Linked DNA regions of Mus musculus: region 2 is linked to region 1. A link is a loop called in an ENCODE intact Hi-C map of the cell type or tissue named here. Cell type or tissue: heart. All regions are shown on one strand. Links, peaks and the distances in the headings refer to the core of each region. The heading gives the core; the rest is flanking DNA.

Region 1 (8,324 bases), core at 213-8,212:
CGCTGTCTGAAATACTGGCGCCATTTTGCTCCTGGTAAGAACGCTCTGTATTACAGCTTACCTTTGACAGCTCTGTCTGGGACCCCAAAGGTCACCCCAAGCCTGGTTTCCCTAGACATGGAGAACTGATAATGGCAGGGTATGCCTGCACTACCACAGGTGTGGTGACACCCTGAAAAAGGCTCCTGGAGGGTAAAACACTGGCTCTCTGCCCACACCAGCCCATCCCACCCAGGACTATAGAGCAGGGAAAGACAATAGACAAGACAAAACAAAACAAACAAACAAAAAAACAGGTTAGTCTCTGGTGGGAAGATTCTAGCCTCAGATCTGAAGGGCAAACACTGGGAGTTAGCTAATTAATTATTTTAAATCAAATTGTAATATGCAACAGAAAACTAACTTTCGTTTCCTGCTCCCACCTGATCTTTTATCTGATAAATTTATAAACATTTTACAAGTTTCACCATTCAATCAGGGATCTTCCACCTACCATTATCATTGGGCTGTACCAATGAATGATCTGTATCAATGAATAACTCTATCAATAAATGACCTGTATCAATGAATAACCTGTATCAATGAATGACCCGTATCAATAAATGACCCCTATCTATGAATGACCCCTATCGATGAATGACCCATATCAATGAATAACTCTATCAATAAATGACCTGTATCAATGAATGACCTTTACTGAGCTTTAGAGGCCAGTCCATCAGAAAACCTTTGTCTGTTTGCCCATCAGAGGCCACCACCCCTCTGTGGACACTATTCAGTCCTTAACTGTCACCACAGTTCAGATTCCTCTTACCCCCAAGTCCTACCACATGGGAAAGGAATTAGACACAAGAATTTACCACCAAAGTCATTTGCTGGCTATCAAAAGCCAGTTTCTCCAATTCTGGTAAGTGCTTAGATCGAGGGAGGAAATGCCAAGATCAATACTAAATCCAGTGAAACCAAGGGCATTGCGGAGAGCAGGGAGATGAGAGAGAGAGAAGAGGGAAAGAGCTAGAAAGGGGAAGGAGAACGAGAGGGGAGAGGAAGGGAGGAAGGGAGAGAGAGAGACAGGGAGAAAGAGACAGAGAGAGACAGAGAGAGAGGGCACTGTATGCATGTGTGGGTGCAAATTCATCCATGTGTGTGCACGTGAAGACAAGAAGCCAATCTGGTTTTTCTCAATTGCCTCTGTGACCTTTTCTTATGAGACAGAGCCTCCCACTGAATCTGAAGTGTTCAGTGTTCTGTCCAACAGGGTCCCAGAATCCTCCAGTCTGTGGAGGAAGGGAGGAAGGGAGGGAAGGAAGAACGGAGGGAGGGACAGACTGATTCTTAGGGTGTTTAATGGCAGTATCCGCATGGCAGAGGGAAAAGGAAGCTACAACTTGTTAATTCCTGATAATCTGAACAAATAACCCTGAAGCACGACCTTTTGAACTTAGAATCTTGATAAGAGTAAGTCAAAACACCCAACACGAAGAACCCTGGGGTTGGCCACAGTAAGGCAAGCTTCAGTCACATCCTCTGGCATTCTGCTCTGCTCTGTGCAGAGCACCAAGTCCGCAATTGGTAACTCCCAGTTTTCAGGCCTCTCCCAAGGAGAATCAAAGGCTGGCCCCAGGCAGTATGGTCCACAGCCGCTGTGCTTGCCTGTCTCTCCTCTGAGCCAGGCTACAATCACAACCCCAGTTTCTCTGTTCTTCTTTATTGCGGGAACCCACCAAGGCTTCACATTATCCCCTCTGCTTGGAGGAGCACAACCCTCTTCAAGACAGGCAAAGCTTGCATCACCTTACTTAAACCCATGAGATGCTGGTGTTTAAAAACTAACAGTGTGAATCTGGAATCCCAGCACTCAAGGGGCTCAGGCAAAAAGATCATAAATCCAAGGCCATCCCAGGCTGTATAGTGAACTCTGGGCTACCCTGGGCTATAGAGTGAGGCCTTGTATCAAAACAGAACGAAGCACGGCTAACTGCCGTGCACCTCCTGGGAGGCAGCTCCGTGAGTCTGAGGAGGGGCTAAGGGCCATGTCTCCAGGAGGATGCTTCTCATCTCAGACTCACTGTACGGCCGCCATGACGTCTACACCCACCCTTCAAGGCTCTGCACTCGGTGCCCTCTGCCTCTCCAGGGAACAGTGCCTCACTCCCTCCAGGTAACCTCTCTTCAAGAGACCCTGGGAAGTGCCTGGGAGTCTTTTGTGGAGGCTTTCATCTCCGCAACCCCAGCAGTTCTTAGAGGGAGGAAACAGAGCCAGTAAGAGGGTCCTTAAGTTATCAAAACCCCTTTTAAGTGCCAAGAGTTCACCGTGAAAGCAGACGTGCAGGCACATCTTTGAAGACGAGCCACTTGGAGCCTGAGGGTCCTACTTTCACAACTGAGAGGATGAGAGCAGAAAGAGAGACAAGGAAAAGGTGTCAGCTTCGCCCCGTGGGCCACACAGTCTCTCTCCAGTAATGTTTCAGGGCATCAAAACCAAAACCAAAACCTCTTAAGATCCTGTGAGCAGGCAGAAAGCACCTTCAGGTTTACTAAGGAAAGCTACAGCAGGGTTCTCAAAACTGACCCAAGTGGTGGTGCGGTGGGGACCTCAGCTGGAAAAGGAGGCAAAAGCTCACCTCCTCCTACTAGTCACACAATGTCTGAATCCCCGGGACACCCCTTCTCTACCGTTGGTTGCTTCCACTTATTTTCAGTCCTTCAAGCCAGAAGGGCAAGCAGGTGTCAGCATGAACTTAGGAAGCACTTCCTGGGAGCACTTCCTGGGAGTACTTCCTGGGAGCACTTCCTGGAAACATAAATGCAAAACCTGGGAAGGACCAGACCTCAGTCTCTGCCTCACAGGGACCCCGTCAGTCCATCCAAGTTCTTTGCTGTGCTGTCTGATGGGACAGTCTTCCAGTACCCAGGGTGGAGTAGGGTAGGGGATGTTTGTAAAGGTGTTGTCACCTGTGACCCAGAACGGAAGTTGTCTCCCATGTCACCCTGGAAGTGAAAAGGAACAGCCAAGAGGCTGTCAGTAGATTCTTTTGGGGACCGGATCAGTTACCAAGAAATCCACTCGATCCAGCTAACCAGCAACTCTATTTCTCCTGAGCCCAAGGCTTGCTATTCAGCGACATCCAGCTCTTTGTTGCTGCCGTTTTCCAGACAGGGTCTCACGGATGCCAGGATGGCCTCCAACTCCCTATGTGAGCAAGGATGACCTCGAAGCCCTGTTCGTCCTGTCTTTGCCTTCTAGAGGCGTGAGCCACTGTGCCTGATACGTACTGCTGAGGACCGATCCCAGGGCCGCTTCATGTTAGGGAAACTCTCTACCTACTGGGCCACATCCCAGCCCACATACATGTCAGCTCCAATTCAGACCATCCTGTGACAGGAAACAATGACTCCAACTCTACAGTGAGGACACTGGACGCTCCTCATGCCTGTGTAGGCTGGCATATGCCTGTGCTTGGATACAGTGTCGGGGATGTAGTATGTTCTACCTGGAAGCCATCCAGAATACAAAGACCTCTGGGCACTGATATGTGTAGTCACCACACGAGACTTTGGCGACAGTTACTAGTAAGACTGCAGGAAAAAAAAGAACAAAATTTGAACTACTTTAGAAATTATGTGCTAGCTTTATTTTCCCACTGAAAGCCCCTTTGTAAAATATAAAAATGGCGCCCTGCAGGATCCGAGAGCAGAGCTGGCGTTCTGTTTTTAGAATTGTTGGGCTCCTCTCTGTTTTGGTTAGAGATACAACTCTTCTAACTGCAGTAAAGTAAAACTGTGGGTCCTATTTTAGAAACATACAATTTCATGGAAGTACACTCCACCCTGTCAGCACTGTGGGTGGAAAGGAAAAATCCAGCCAGCCAATCGTCATGCCAGGAAATGAAGCACAGCCAAGTTTCCAAAGAGGTCCGCTTTGAATCTAAGCTTGCACAGAAAATGCTAAAACATTCTTCATACTCAAACGTCCTCGAGGCATCCCATCTGGCTGTGGAGACCCAGGGGCTAGTCTTAGGTTACAGGCCAGCTCTCCCTGTAAGAATCGGGTGATAATTCTACACGTTAAATCAAAGTAAATTTTCTCATCTCGTTTTTCATCTTGATTTTAGCCTAAAGCAAAAATTCATTCATCGAGGAAATGGTAGTTTCCCTGTGTGATGCAGACAAGGGTCCCAACAATTGCTTTGGCTAAACATGGTAACTGGGAGCTGACAGATGCTCTGAGGTAGGCTGGGGGTGGGGTGAGGGGAGGTCCTCCATCCTGAATGTCCATATTCTACGGCATGAACAACTTTTCCAACTTCCTTCTTCCTCCAGGATTTTGAACTGAAGTTTGTGTTTATTTTTAAACGCTAAACTTGGCCAAGCCAAGGAAGCGCTCAGTATTCTGACAGAGGTATGGAGACGTCCCTAAGAAACTACACAGCATAGTATTACATTCAAGATGTTTGGCTAGGTCCCCTCAGTTCCATTTTAATTCACATGTGAGGAACCTGAACATCCGGTCTGTGTGTTGTACTTGCAGGGTTGTCCCTTCTGGTTGAGGAACGCCTGTGGTAGCCTACAAAGCAGGGCCTGCCTCACCGCAGAACCACGAGAAAGGCGCCAGGAACTCAAAGGCTGAGGACACGTAGCTTTGAGAGTATGTTTCCCACCCCTCCCCCAACTGAATCCTTCATTCCAAGTCTAGGGCAGCAGAGGATCCCCAAGTTGGGAAGAGCCCATCACGATGGCTAAGCTTTCAGACCTGGATTTGTCCTGACTGCCTTGCAAGTACACCAGCATGCCCACAGGATGGAGGCAGGGGAGTGGAGCACAGTTAAGGTACTGTATATAGATGCTTGTTTGGAGGACCCACCCCCAACACTAGATGACCTCATTTTCTGGTAACAGTGTTGGGCTCACGGAGTGTGACTACAAATGGCCGCAACTCTCTAGCAAACATCTTCAGAGCCCATGTGGTTCCTATTTCCCTCTGTCCTGAAATCTTCAGTGTGCAAGAAGGGACTTGTGTTGCTCCTATATCTCAAAGTTGACTCTGCAAGTCAGTATTGGGTACAGTCCACTGATCAGTGCGGGGCACAGTCCTCTGATCATGAGCGCATTACGGATTTGGGGGCCTTGAACCGATGCTGGATAGTTAATTCTAAACAAGAAAGTCAGTTGAGAGTTTAACATCCATGCCTAACACCTCCATGTGGACAGCAGGAAACTGTTCTGAGAGACTGACTTGTCCAAGGTGACATTGCTTCTTAATGGAAAAGCCAGATAGCATCACCTCCAAGCAGGGCCAACCACGGACATAAAAAGGAAGAGCCCTCCTTTTCCATGAAATCCCCAAGTAAAAATGAAACTGAAAATATCACTAACAGAGCTGTGTGTGGCCCATGCTTCTGAGAAAGGCTTGCAGAAGCTGGCCCTTCTCCACGAGGAGAAGTTGTGTGCCTCAACGTCAGTGAGGCTAGCCTGGGAATGTACTTAGGATGCACAATCAGTGAGGCTAGCCTGGGGATGCACTCAGGGTGTGCTTCTTCCATGGCTAGGAACTCTCCAGGTCTGTTTTTTGCTGCCTGAAGCCAGATGGGTAGCAATACTCTGAGCTGTGACCGCTGGTCTACATTCTCAGTGTCGCTATGTGTTCCTTTCCGTTCATCCTTCCTCCGTAGCTCAAATCCAGCTCAGCCAACAATGCCCCTCATCTGAAGAGCCAATATAAATGTCACAATTTGTAGTACATCTTTCCATTCGGTCTTTGAGGCCTTCCCGTAAGCATGGAGGATCAGAGTGCGAAAAGGACATCAGCTGTCTTAATGACTAAGAGCAGGGTAAGGTTTAAAACGACACCTCCTGGACAGAAACCTTTCTTTGCAACTAGCAGTATCAGAAAGCCCCTTTCCGGAATTTACTAGAACCTTCTCCCAGGATGGTGGAAAATGTACCAAAGCATCACAGAACATTGCTCTCTGCTTGATGTTGTCCTGTTCCAATGAGAAAGGTTCGAGCTGTCCTAGGACCCTGGGGTATGAGGAAGCAAACTGAGCCCTAAGACTGTCAGGGCTGGGTAGCAGCAGGGGAGGGAAGCTCACCCATGCATTCCAAAGACTGCTCTCAGCTGCAAAGGGACAGAACGGACAGGGTGGCCCACACGGGTTTTGTCCTCCATGTGCCGTACAGTCGCTAGACAGTCCTACACAGGCCATTCTCCGCCCCAGCCCTGAGCTCTCAGAACCCTTGGGAAGGATTTATTTGAGTTCATGATTCCTGATATGTATAATAATGTGTCTGGTACCCGGTCTGTGCACTAGCTAAAAAGCTTTTATGTTCAATGAATGTCCGAGTTAGCCGTCAATGAAAACTGCACCAGCAGCAAACTATGGGAAACACAATGACCCCAGAGAAAAGATGAAGGGGCTAACCCTACAAGGGACATGGGCGACCTTAAAAGGGAAAGTCCTCCAGCCTTCCTCACAGTCACAGCTAACTGATGTGTACTCCTGAGAACACACACACACACACGCACACGCACACACACACGCACACACACACACACACACGCACGCACGCACACACGCACGCACGCACACATGCGCACACACACATTTTCTCAAACATACACAGACAGGATTTCCATGGCAGGTGTTCAACTCCACAAGGTTTCAGCAGCACCTGACCAAGAGTCACCTTCCCTGAGACACCCACCTTCTTAGGAAGACTCTCCAAGTCTCTGTGATTCTTTCCTAAAAAGGACACTGTTTGTTTAAATGCACACAAACACACACAGGCTCTGAGCACTGGGGGAAAACACCAGGAACAGCAAATGCTGTGTAAGAAACAAGGCAAGCCCAGACCTGATTCACACTCTCTGCTCTCCAACTCCTGAGTTAATTATAACAAATTACAGGGACAAGCTCAGCATATAGAGACCATAAACGCCCTAATAGTGGCCTATCCTGAACCAGGGTTCTGTGTGAAACAGAAACTCAGTTTCCACAACACATCACGGAGCAAGAGGGAATGACCAGACTCTGTTTCTCTGCCCTATGTCGGTGGGCACAGGTCCCTTCCCATCCAATCCTATCTGGAGGACTAGAAAGGATCACGGGGGGCCCTATCTGCTTCGGCTGAGATGAAACATGCTTACAGAAGCCTGAAAAACTACAGTGTAAAGTGTAGACGCCAAAATAAAGTATGAGCTGGCTGAAGCAGATGCCAAGACCCACAGCCAGAGCAGAGACAGAGCTTGGGAAGTCTTGGGGACAAGCATACACTCTCTACAAACCCCTTGACCATGACAGCAAATATTGCATAAGAAACAAGGCAAGCCCAGACAAGATCCACCTCTCTGCTCTTGAACTCTTGAGTTAATTATAACAAATTACAGAGACTCCATGTACAGGTTATGAGCCGGGAGGGGGAGGGGGTGGAGGGTGGGGGTTGGGGGTGTACACCTTTAATCCCAGTACTTAAGAGGCAGGTAGATTTCTGTGAGTTCAAGGCCAGCCTAGGCTCCAGGTCAGCCAAGGCTCCAGAGTGAGACTCTGTCTCAGGGGGAAAAACCAAACCAAACTAAACCACACCACCTTGAGTATGAATAGCACCGCAACCTACAGTACCAAAAGAGAAAAGGTCCCAAAGTCAACTGCAAAAGAAGAAAGAAATTACACGCGATCCCACCATGCTACAACTCCACAGGAAGAGGTGGAGTCTCTGAGCATGCTGGGACATCCCCGGGAAATCACACAGAGGACCCGCCTAGGCTACCAGTGAGCCCTGTCCCTTAAGGAGAACAAGGATGGAGAACTGAAGGGAGCCATGCTCTGGGCAGGCTAAGCAAAAGAGCCAGACACAGCGACCTCATTTGATATTCCACTGACAGGAAGATGGCAGAACCTAGGAAGGAGCAGGAGAAGAAGTAGAAGATTAGGAGGAGGAAGAGGAGGAAGAGAAGAAGAGGAGGAAAAGAGGGGGAGGAAGAGGGGGAAGTGGAGGAGAAGAGGAAGAGAAGAGGAGGAGGAGGGAAAGAGGAGGAGGAAGAGGAGAAGAAGAGGAGGCAGGAAAGAGAAGGAGGAGGAGGAGAAGAGGAAGAGGAGCGAAGGGGGAAAGGAGCTATGGGAGTTCTGACATTAGATGGTAGAGATGGTTGCCCAACTCTGTGAAGGCACTAAAAACACTGGATGCACATGTTTAAGTAACTAACAAGATCGTTTTTTTTTTTTTTAACATTTTATGAATTTTAGCTTAAAGGAAAAAAGCAAGTGAACAAAACACCCAGGATTCCTAATAAGGAAACAGTCTCAAGCTCACAGACCTGCCTGACT
Region 2 (8,324 bases), core at 296-8,295, 53 kb before region 1:
AGCACAGTCTTCCTGGGGCGTTGCGTCACAGTTTCCAATTCTGACATTGTGGCAGGGTTCAAAAAAAATTATATGCCCAAAAAATTTGGGGTAAGAAATCCAGGGGTGATCTAACCACTCCCTACTGTCCTTGGACAAGCTCTGAGCACTTTTAGTGAATGATGGTCCTGCTGGCAAGAGTGTAGCCCAAGAGTCACTTTCTATGCAACAGTTAACCATATTTAGGCTGGCATTTGCTCCAACCCCTGCCAGACAACCAAATGCCCTTTAATTTATCTCTAAAATGAGGAGGCTGAACCCAGCTCCAAACGGCAAGAACCGATCTCCAAACAGCAGCACACTATCCATCCATGAGATTGAAGGGTGCCAGACCCCCAGTGCCCAGTCATGAACAGGCTAACAGGAACACGTCAGCGAGAGCCTGAGAAAGGTGATGTTCCATACTAAACGGCAAAGGTTACGAAGGACTGGACACACCCGGTGAAAACACTCACTTCCCCGAAGGTTATAATGGAAATGCAAAAGCTGAGAACAGGAGGATGAATGTGGACAAGCTGCTGGACACTGTCCCAGCTCCCCTAGAATAACTGACATCTGGATAAGCCGGGTTGGCAGCATGTGCTGAGCACACCCTCATATTTCCCCAGACATGTGGGTACTACATTCAGCAGATGTCCCCGGAAAGGTGATTTGCCACCGAAGGACACAGAAGCGAGGTGAAGGCCAGTATGCTCAGACTGTAGTAACCCTCTGGGGCTAACTGTGACTGAGTCCACCCTCCAGGGCCAATACATCAAGTTGTAGGTCACCAGGGAACGTGCCGTCCCCATGGAAGGCCCAAAGCTCCCTGCTAGAGTGAGCCGGAGCTGCTACTCGAGGAGAAGAACACTGAATGAGAACCTGGTTGCCAGCTGCCTGGCTAGAGCGCAGACAAGATGCAGCAGCGGCAGAATCTTTGGTAAATGCAGAAGTTGAGGGCCACACGGCAGTGACCGCGCACTCCGTGGACAGCTCATTCCTAATACTGAGACAAAATGAATAAGTTATTACAAACAGGGGTCAAGGCTAATCATGTTCGTTGAGTTTATTCTAGAATGACCTGGTACTCTTCCCCTCTCCACCTCAAGTAACTGGCACATCTCCAAACATTAATCAATTAACTAAATTCGCTCTCTCCATCAGACATGCCACTAAAAAGGGGAGAGCCTAAATGGCTCATCGATAAGCAGGCCGGCCTGAGCTTCAAGGGGGTGACAGAAGACTACACGGCAACACATCTGTCATCCCAGCCTGTCAGCATCCAGGGGCACCTCCCAGCTTGACCAGATGCAAGGCCAGCACAGCGAGGTAGCAGGGTCACAAAGAACCAGTTCAGGAGGTAGCTGCTGAAAAGTGGAAGCTGAGAGAGGGCAGGGTATGGCTTGCATAGAAGCTGGTGGCTGTGTCCCATGAGGACCATGTCCTGAAGCAGAGGTGGCTGAGAGAGCCCAAGACTGGAGTGGGTGTTGGGGGGAACGGGATGACGGCTTGCTTCTAATCGTGAGTAATCCCTTTCTCATAACAGTACAAGTCTCCCAAAGTAAGCGCATTAAATCAAGGCTTATTACACGATACGGTCCACGTGAGATGCCCCCAGCCTCCCTAGTATCGTATCTGCGGCTCATCTCCAAGTGATCAGAGGAACCCACTAGTCTTCACCTCCATAAAGCGACTTACATGCCCAATCCTGTTTTCTCCTCTACTTCTTACTGAAAAAGGAGAATATATGGATGTGCAGCCCCCTGACCCCTGGGATTCCACCTGAAGTTACTGCAGAGCCACCTAAGACCAGCCACAGCCCAGCCAGAAACTCCGCAGCTTCATCTTTAACACAACTCAGGATCTCAGGGATGAAGACACCACGTTAAGCAGCCAGGATACAGAGACCCCTGAACCAGGACAAAGGTGGACGTAGGCCGATGAGTGTAAGTAAAAGAGTGTGGTACCACTGGAAAAAACTCCAAACCAGGGCCATCGAGCAAGCAGTCCACTGCTCTGCTGTGAGATGGGATGACTTACTGGCTCCTGTTTTAATTTTCCCCTCCTTCAAATCCAAACTGCGGCAATGGGCCCTGACAACTCCAGCTCTGGCCCCCATGCATCACAGGAAATCTTTCCAAAAGGCCTAACCAGATAACTAATTTAATACACTTTACTTCAAGGTTTATTCCTTGGCTCACTTCCCAGATAGAAAGCATCTCTGGGCAATCATTATGCAGATGCCACTTTATATGCCTGATGATAATTTAACCAGAGATCCACGGGGACTTCCTAGGGATGGGAAAGGAATTTGGAATGTTACTGAAGAACCAGAAGCAATGGTGTCTGAGAATGGAACACATACGTACTCGGGACACTTAATGTTCTCCTTTAGGGCTCACCATGCACACTAGGAAGTTGGGTAGCCAACCGACATCTTCCCTGCACCTTGTTCTGCTACTTCCCTGCACCTTGTTCTGCTAACACAGGGTAAAAACAGCCCCCGAGTGACCCGTGCAAAGTGGCATCATATCTCCTTGCTGCCCGAGGGAGATACATTCTGACCGACTACAGCTCAGAGACAACAGGAGAGGATCAGCAGCGTTCTTCATTGCATAATGAAACCGTAAGTGGGACCGAATGTAAAGGAGAAACATCATCAAAGGAAGTGAAACAAGACTTCCCACCCTTAACACTGTAACATTTCCCCAAAATACCTATGTCAGAGTTTACACAGTGCACCAGATCCACAAGGCTTGCACACTTAGACTCCTTGGTTCAATCTGCATGGCGGAAGGGAGGATGGAAGCACCTCTTCTACAGATTCTGAACCCACAAATGCTGTATCAACATCAGCACCAGCACCACCCCTGCCCAGTGTGAAGACAGCTTGGCTCACCTTCCAGAGGAGTTCATGGGGATTCTGCTGTCATAAGCACTCACTAGGGGGTGGAGAAAGAAGCCACAAAGACACACACTTTCTGTTTGGTCTTTTCAGCTCAGGAAATAGGGAAAAATGTAACTGTGGAGGAAGACCTGACACATTCAGTTCCACAAACTCACAGTTTAGAAAATTATACTCTGAGCAAAATTGGACATAAGCAGGAAACTGGACTTCAAATCGAACACGGTCGATATCATCACTGACCCAGGCTGGGCTGCACAGGAGAGGGAGGCGGTGGAAGGTTTTTTAGTAGACAGTCTCAGCATTCATAGTGTGGTGGGACACACCTGAAACCCCAGCACGTGGGAGGGGAAGATGTGAAAAATTAGGAGCCATCCTCTACACAGCAAACTCAAGATCACCCAGGAACTCTGCCTCAGGACAACAAGGAAGCTCTAAGAGGAACCAACTCAGCCCTCATCAGCTACAGCCTAAAACCAAGCAGCACACAGTGAGTTGGACACAGGTGTGTACCTCCCGGGCAGGGCCCTACTAAGTGCCTGACAGCTCCCCAATGTGAGTTTCCTTAAGACCCTTCTAACAACTTAGGAACAGATAGGAAGATGGAATGTACCTGAACTTCATCTTCTACGTCACCATCCACCACACGCAACATTGTGTAGCTAAGAGGCCACACCGAGGCCACACCCAACTCCATTCCCACCCTGGTGGGTTATCTTCTCACAGTCAGAATCAGGCAGAGGGCTGAGCTGTGCAGACCGCCTGGCCCAGGGCCACCAGACTACAGTGTTGTGAGTATACAAGACAAAGCAGCAGATACCCAGCCTGCCACCCATCACTGTATCAGACTTCTGAGCCAGAACAAGGGGTGAGAGAAAGGACAGCAGCGCCCCCATTGACCAAAGACGGCATCACCACCCTTGGAGGCACCATGCTCTCCAGCCAATCCCACCCTTCACCTAGGCTTCCGGAGAAAGATTGCTGAGGGCGAGGACAGAGGACAGAAATGCAGGAGAGAAAAGCAAGCACCCAGCAAGGTGCAGGAACCCAGTGTGTTTGGATCACTTTCCAGGACCTTGGCTCTCTCCCTTCCAGCTGAGGATGGTTTCTCTCTCTTGCCACTTTTGACTGGAGCATTACCAGTTTGCCTGCAACTTCACTAGAGATGCTTTCCCTTTATGCCTCTGTGTCTAAAATGTCCCATGGGGGCCACCACCTTCCCTCCCGGAGGCTAACACTGCAGATCAGTCAACGTGTGGTTCAAATGAGAAGCACTATATTATTGTGTGTGTGTATGGGGGGGAAGCATTATATAATAACTCACAGAACTTATTCCAAAGAGGGAAAAAATAAATTATCTTATATAAAATAATACATGATGTTTGTGAGTAACTCTGGCTTCTGCCTGCTGCCAGCCATCCACCTCTGGCTGGGGGAGGCAGATGTTGTCGAAGTGGCGCCCCCTGCAGGACAGAGCTGCGTCCCTCCTCCAGAAGCTGCATCCCGGAGGAGATCAAATGAGCCTGGAATTCTGCAGGAACTGGACGAGGACTTGGTAGACGAACTTGTACTGCGCAATGGTCTGGATCATGAACATCCTCTGCTCCCTGAGGAATCGCAGCATCGTGGGCACCTCCACCTTCTGCAAGAGAACAGAAAGGGCACACAGGCTGAGACAGAATGCCTCCCCGAGATCTCCCCTCCCTGCCGGGGAAACCTCTGCCCAAGGCGGACAACCAAGAAGGAGGCGGAGCTAAGACTCTGCCCACTGTGGACAACCAGGAAGGAGGCGGAGCTAAGACTCTGCCCACTGTGGACAACCAGGAAGGAGGCGGAGCTAAGACTCTGCCCACTGCGGACAACCAGGAAGGAGGCGGAGCTAAGGGTTCTGACCCTCCAGGGCTTTAGGAATCGGCTCTGTGCCACGGTTGGAGACCCCTGTTTCTGGTGTGGTATCGTTCACCCGTGTTTGTTTACTCGTGTGAGTGAATCTGAAAGCTGTTTGCACTTACAGTGCAAGGTTCTCAAAGCAGTGGACTGTGGCGAATGCCAAATACCATTCCTTCCCTCCCTCCATCCCCTTCCCTTTACATACAGGTTGAGAAAAATTTTGAGGAACTCACTCTGTAGTCTAGGCTGACTTCAAACACATGATGCTCCTGCCTCAACCCCCTCAAGTTAGCTATTTCTTTTCTTTTCTTTTCTTTTCTTTTCTTTTCTTTTCTTTTCTTTTCTTTTCTTCCTTCCTTCCTTCCTTCCTTCCCCCTCTCTCCTTTCTTTCTTTCTTTCTTTCTTTCTTTCTTTCTTTCTTCCTTCCTTCCTTCCTTCCTTCCTTCCTTCCTTTCTTTCTTTTTAAATTTATGACATTTATTTGTGCGTGTCCTGGGGACCAAACTCAGGTAGTAAAGCTTGCTGTCTAGTACCTTTACCCACTGACCCATCTTGCTGGTCCAGATATTTCCTTTGTGTGGTGCATGGATACTCATGTATGGGGTATGTGCTTGTAGTGCACACCATTGTACATGGGTGCATATTCTCAGAGGCGGACATCAGATGCCCTATGCCGTTGCGACAGAGTCCCTCACTGAACTGAAGCTTGCAGCTTCTCATCTGGGTTGGCTTCTCACCAGAGAGCCCCAGCACTGTGGTGCGGTGCCCTTCCTGCCCTGTGCTATCATCTGTGCCCTGTGACCGTGCCCTTCCCGCCCCATATAATCATCTGTGTTCTGTGAGTCTCGTGCCTCCCCTGGCTTTCTGTGTGCTCGTCCACACCTAGCTTCTCATGGACGCTGGGAATCGCCTCACATGTGAGCGCTTATGGCCACTGGGATAGCTCCTCAGCCCTCAAGACACTTCTGATCTCTTGGGAAAACCGCCTCCCAATCTGCCATCCCTCCCTGCCTCCACAGCCTCCACCTCCATTTCTCTTTCTCTCATATCCTCTTCCACCCTCCTTATCCCCACCACCACGCCTACCATCACCCCTACTCCCCATCCTCACCCCCCACCCCTACCTCCATCCTCACCCCTATTTTCACCCCCCACCATCCCCCCCTCACCCCCCCCCCACATCACAGCTATCAGAACCCCATCCTCACCCCACCCCCATCCCCACCTCCCACTACCACTGGTACACAGTGCCCCTGGCATTATGCAAGGCAGGGCAGACATGGTCCTTGACACACCATGAACAGCAGGGAAAGCCATACAGTACTGACACTGCAAAGCAGCCTGGAGACCAACCTTGACCTCACAGCCACCACCTCGCAGCGGTGGAATCTCCCTCACTCCCCAAGACCAACTGCTGTGAGTCATGAGAACGAGAGCATGGTTGGGCAAGAGACAGCTCAAGAGGTAGGACTCCACACTCGCCACCAGCTCCGGGCGCCCCCATCAGGTGGCTCACAACCACGGTGACTACACGTCAGAGCCGCAGACACTTTCCTCTGGCCTCTGTGGGCGTTGTACTCACACACATGCCTAACCTAGCATCTCCACATGATTAAAAATATATTTTAAATGAGACAAAAGGGGGAAAGTGTGGGGAAAAAAGAAAAGCCACTTCTTCGTTGACAAAGATGAACGCTGCTAGAATCACAAACCAAAAATACAAAACACACAAATCACCTCAGTAATTAGAAAAGGCAGGCTAAGCAGGGATGCGAGGAAAGGAGGCCTAACGGTCTTATATTCATTTGTTAAAAGTCTTTGTTTAAAGAACAAACTAAATATGTTGGCCCTTCTCCTGAGAGGGAGACAGGAGTGGGAGGAGCCAGGCCTGAAGAACACACGGGGCGGAGCAGCCGGTCTGGTTGCCCCTTGGTCAACAGCAACCCTGGGAAACAAACTGGACAGATAAGGTTGGCTGTGCTGGCGCTGGGGGAAGGAAATGAACTGTGTGAGTCACCTTATCGCTGAATATCAATGGGAACAGAAGTTGTTTTAGGACTGTCCCACACCAGCAAGGAATGTGCTGGCATGCAGCTGGGTACTGAAGGAAACATACCACAGCGGGGGCTGGGGGCACTGAGCCTCAGTGGGGGGGGAAGCCCACCGGATCCCCGTTGGCTGCATCCCCCAATTCACACCCATTCAGCGCCAGGCTGGCTTTGATGCACGGTGAGCAGCGTGATCTCCAGCCTTCCCAGAGGCTGTGGATGGGGCTCCAAAGAGCTAAGGACAGGGCAGTGTTAAATAAAGCTGCTTTTCAAATCTCTGAGTCTACGAGTACACGTACTAACACACTGAAGCATCCATTACACAGAACAAGGGTTCCCTGCTGCACGATCTGGAACCTGAACAGCTTGTGGGAAACAGTGTGAAGGCAGGAAGTGACCTCAGAGGAGGAGAGCTTGCTTCCTGCCATCAGACAGCTGCTTAAAGTTACACAGGACCGGCTACATCATCACACGATTGCTCTGGGCCTGGCTTTCCTCCTCTGGGCCTGGCTTTCCATAGAGCAGAGGTAAGGATGCCCCTCTATTGACCTTACAGCCTAGGGTTTGGGACCTGGTGTAAGGGTTACATAGCAAGACCCACGAAGAAGCACAAGAAAACACCCAGAACTGGGGGGCGTACAGCTCAGTGGTAGGGAGGGCACTTTCCTGACAGGTGTGAAGTTCTGGGTTAGCTCCCTAGAACTTTCATAAACAAACCAACACACAAACGGAGAAGCAGAAACCAAAACCACTGCCCCCACCCTGCACACAATCTTATGTGAATGAAAGCAGAGCTGTTGTCGATGGCTCTCACTGTAACTCCAGAGTCTATGGCAGCTCGAGATAACACACTCCTATGTGATTAAAACAACGAATGGCCAATGCTGGCCCACATAGCACAATATATTGCCAATATACACAATATATTGCCAAGCCAGACAAGGGCAAACGCCCCCAGATGAAAACTATACCTGCTGTGATTATAAAAAGACAAAGAAGTGTAAGAGTATGTTCTATGGGGGTGTGGTGAGGTGTGAGGGAAGGGGTGCCTCGGTGGGCCCATGCTGAGGCATCCCTTCCCCCTGAGGGACCAGCCACACGACAGTATAGTATAGAATAAGGTTTATTCAGGACATGGAGAGGGGAGTTAAGAGGGTGGTAGAGGCAGAGAAAGGCAGAGAGAGGGAGAGAGTAGAGAAGTAGAAGCTGGCCATGACCACGTGGGGTGGGGAGTGTGGAAGGAAGTGGGGAGAGATGGGGAGCAAGAGAGAATCAAGTGGGAAGCAGGAGTAAGAGACAGAAGAGGGGGCAAGCAGCCCCTTTTATAGTGGGCCAGGCCTACCTGGCTGTTGCCAGGTAACTGTGGGAGTGGAGTCCAGACAGAATACCAACAATACCATAAGGACAACAACCGTGTCCTACAGAGATGCATCTATCAACACACAGGATTTGGGCCAAAGCAC

The links. Hi-C counts contacts between places; a loop is a spot of excess contacts. Peaks named below come from ENCODE experiments on the same cell type or tissue, not always from the same donor. Only the 100,000 strongest peaks of a DNase experiment are listed, where the experiment ranks them.
Region 2: it touches region 1 in a loop (2.5-fold over the local background); 5 of 42 quality-filtered maps call a loop at or near these places.

The regions. Positions count from the first base shown.
Region 1 is chr1:189,813,561-189,821,884 of GRCm38, reverse strand. The region is part of intron 3 of Ptpn14 (protein tyrosine phosphatase, non-receptor type 14); the gene reads right to left. Among named protein-coding and RNA genes, the nearest start is that of Gm26574, 21 kb to the left of the region's middle. In heart, for the core only: no CTCF peak of the experiment used is centred there; a DNase peak (open chromatin) is centred at 3,874; H3K27ac peaks cover 1,121 bases.
Region 2 is chr1:189,866,168-189,874,491 of GRCm38, reverse strand. It overlaps Ptpn14 (protein tyrosine phosphatase, non-receptor type 14), which reads right to left. Exons shown (of 19, transcript NM_008976.2): 19 at 1-4,565. The coding sequence ends at 4,437. Among named protein-coding and RNA genes, the nearest start is that of Gm26574, 32 kb to the right of the region's middle. In heart, for the core only: CTCF peaks have their summits at 3,816, 4,393 (motif pointing left) and 6,336 (motif pointing left); DNase peaks (open chromatin) are centred at 721, 6,841 and 7,311; H3K4me3 peaks cover 394 bases; H3K27ac peaks cover 2,868 bases.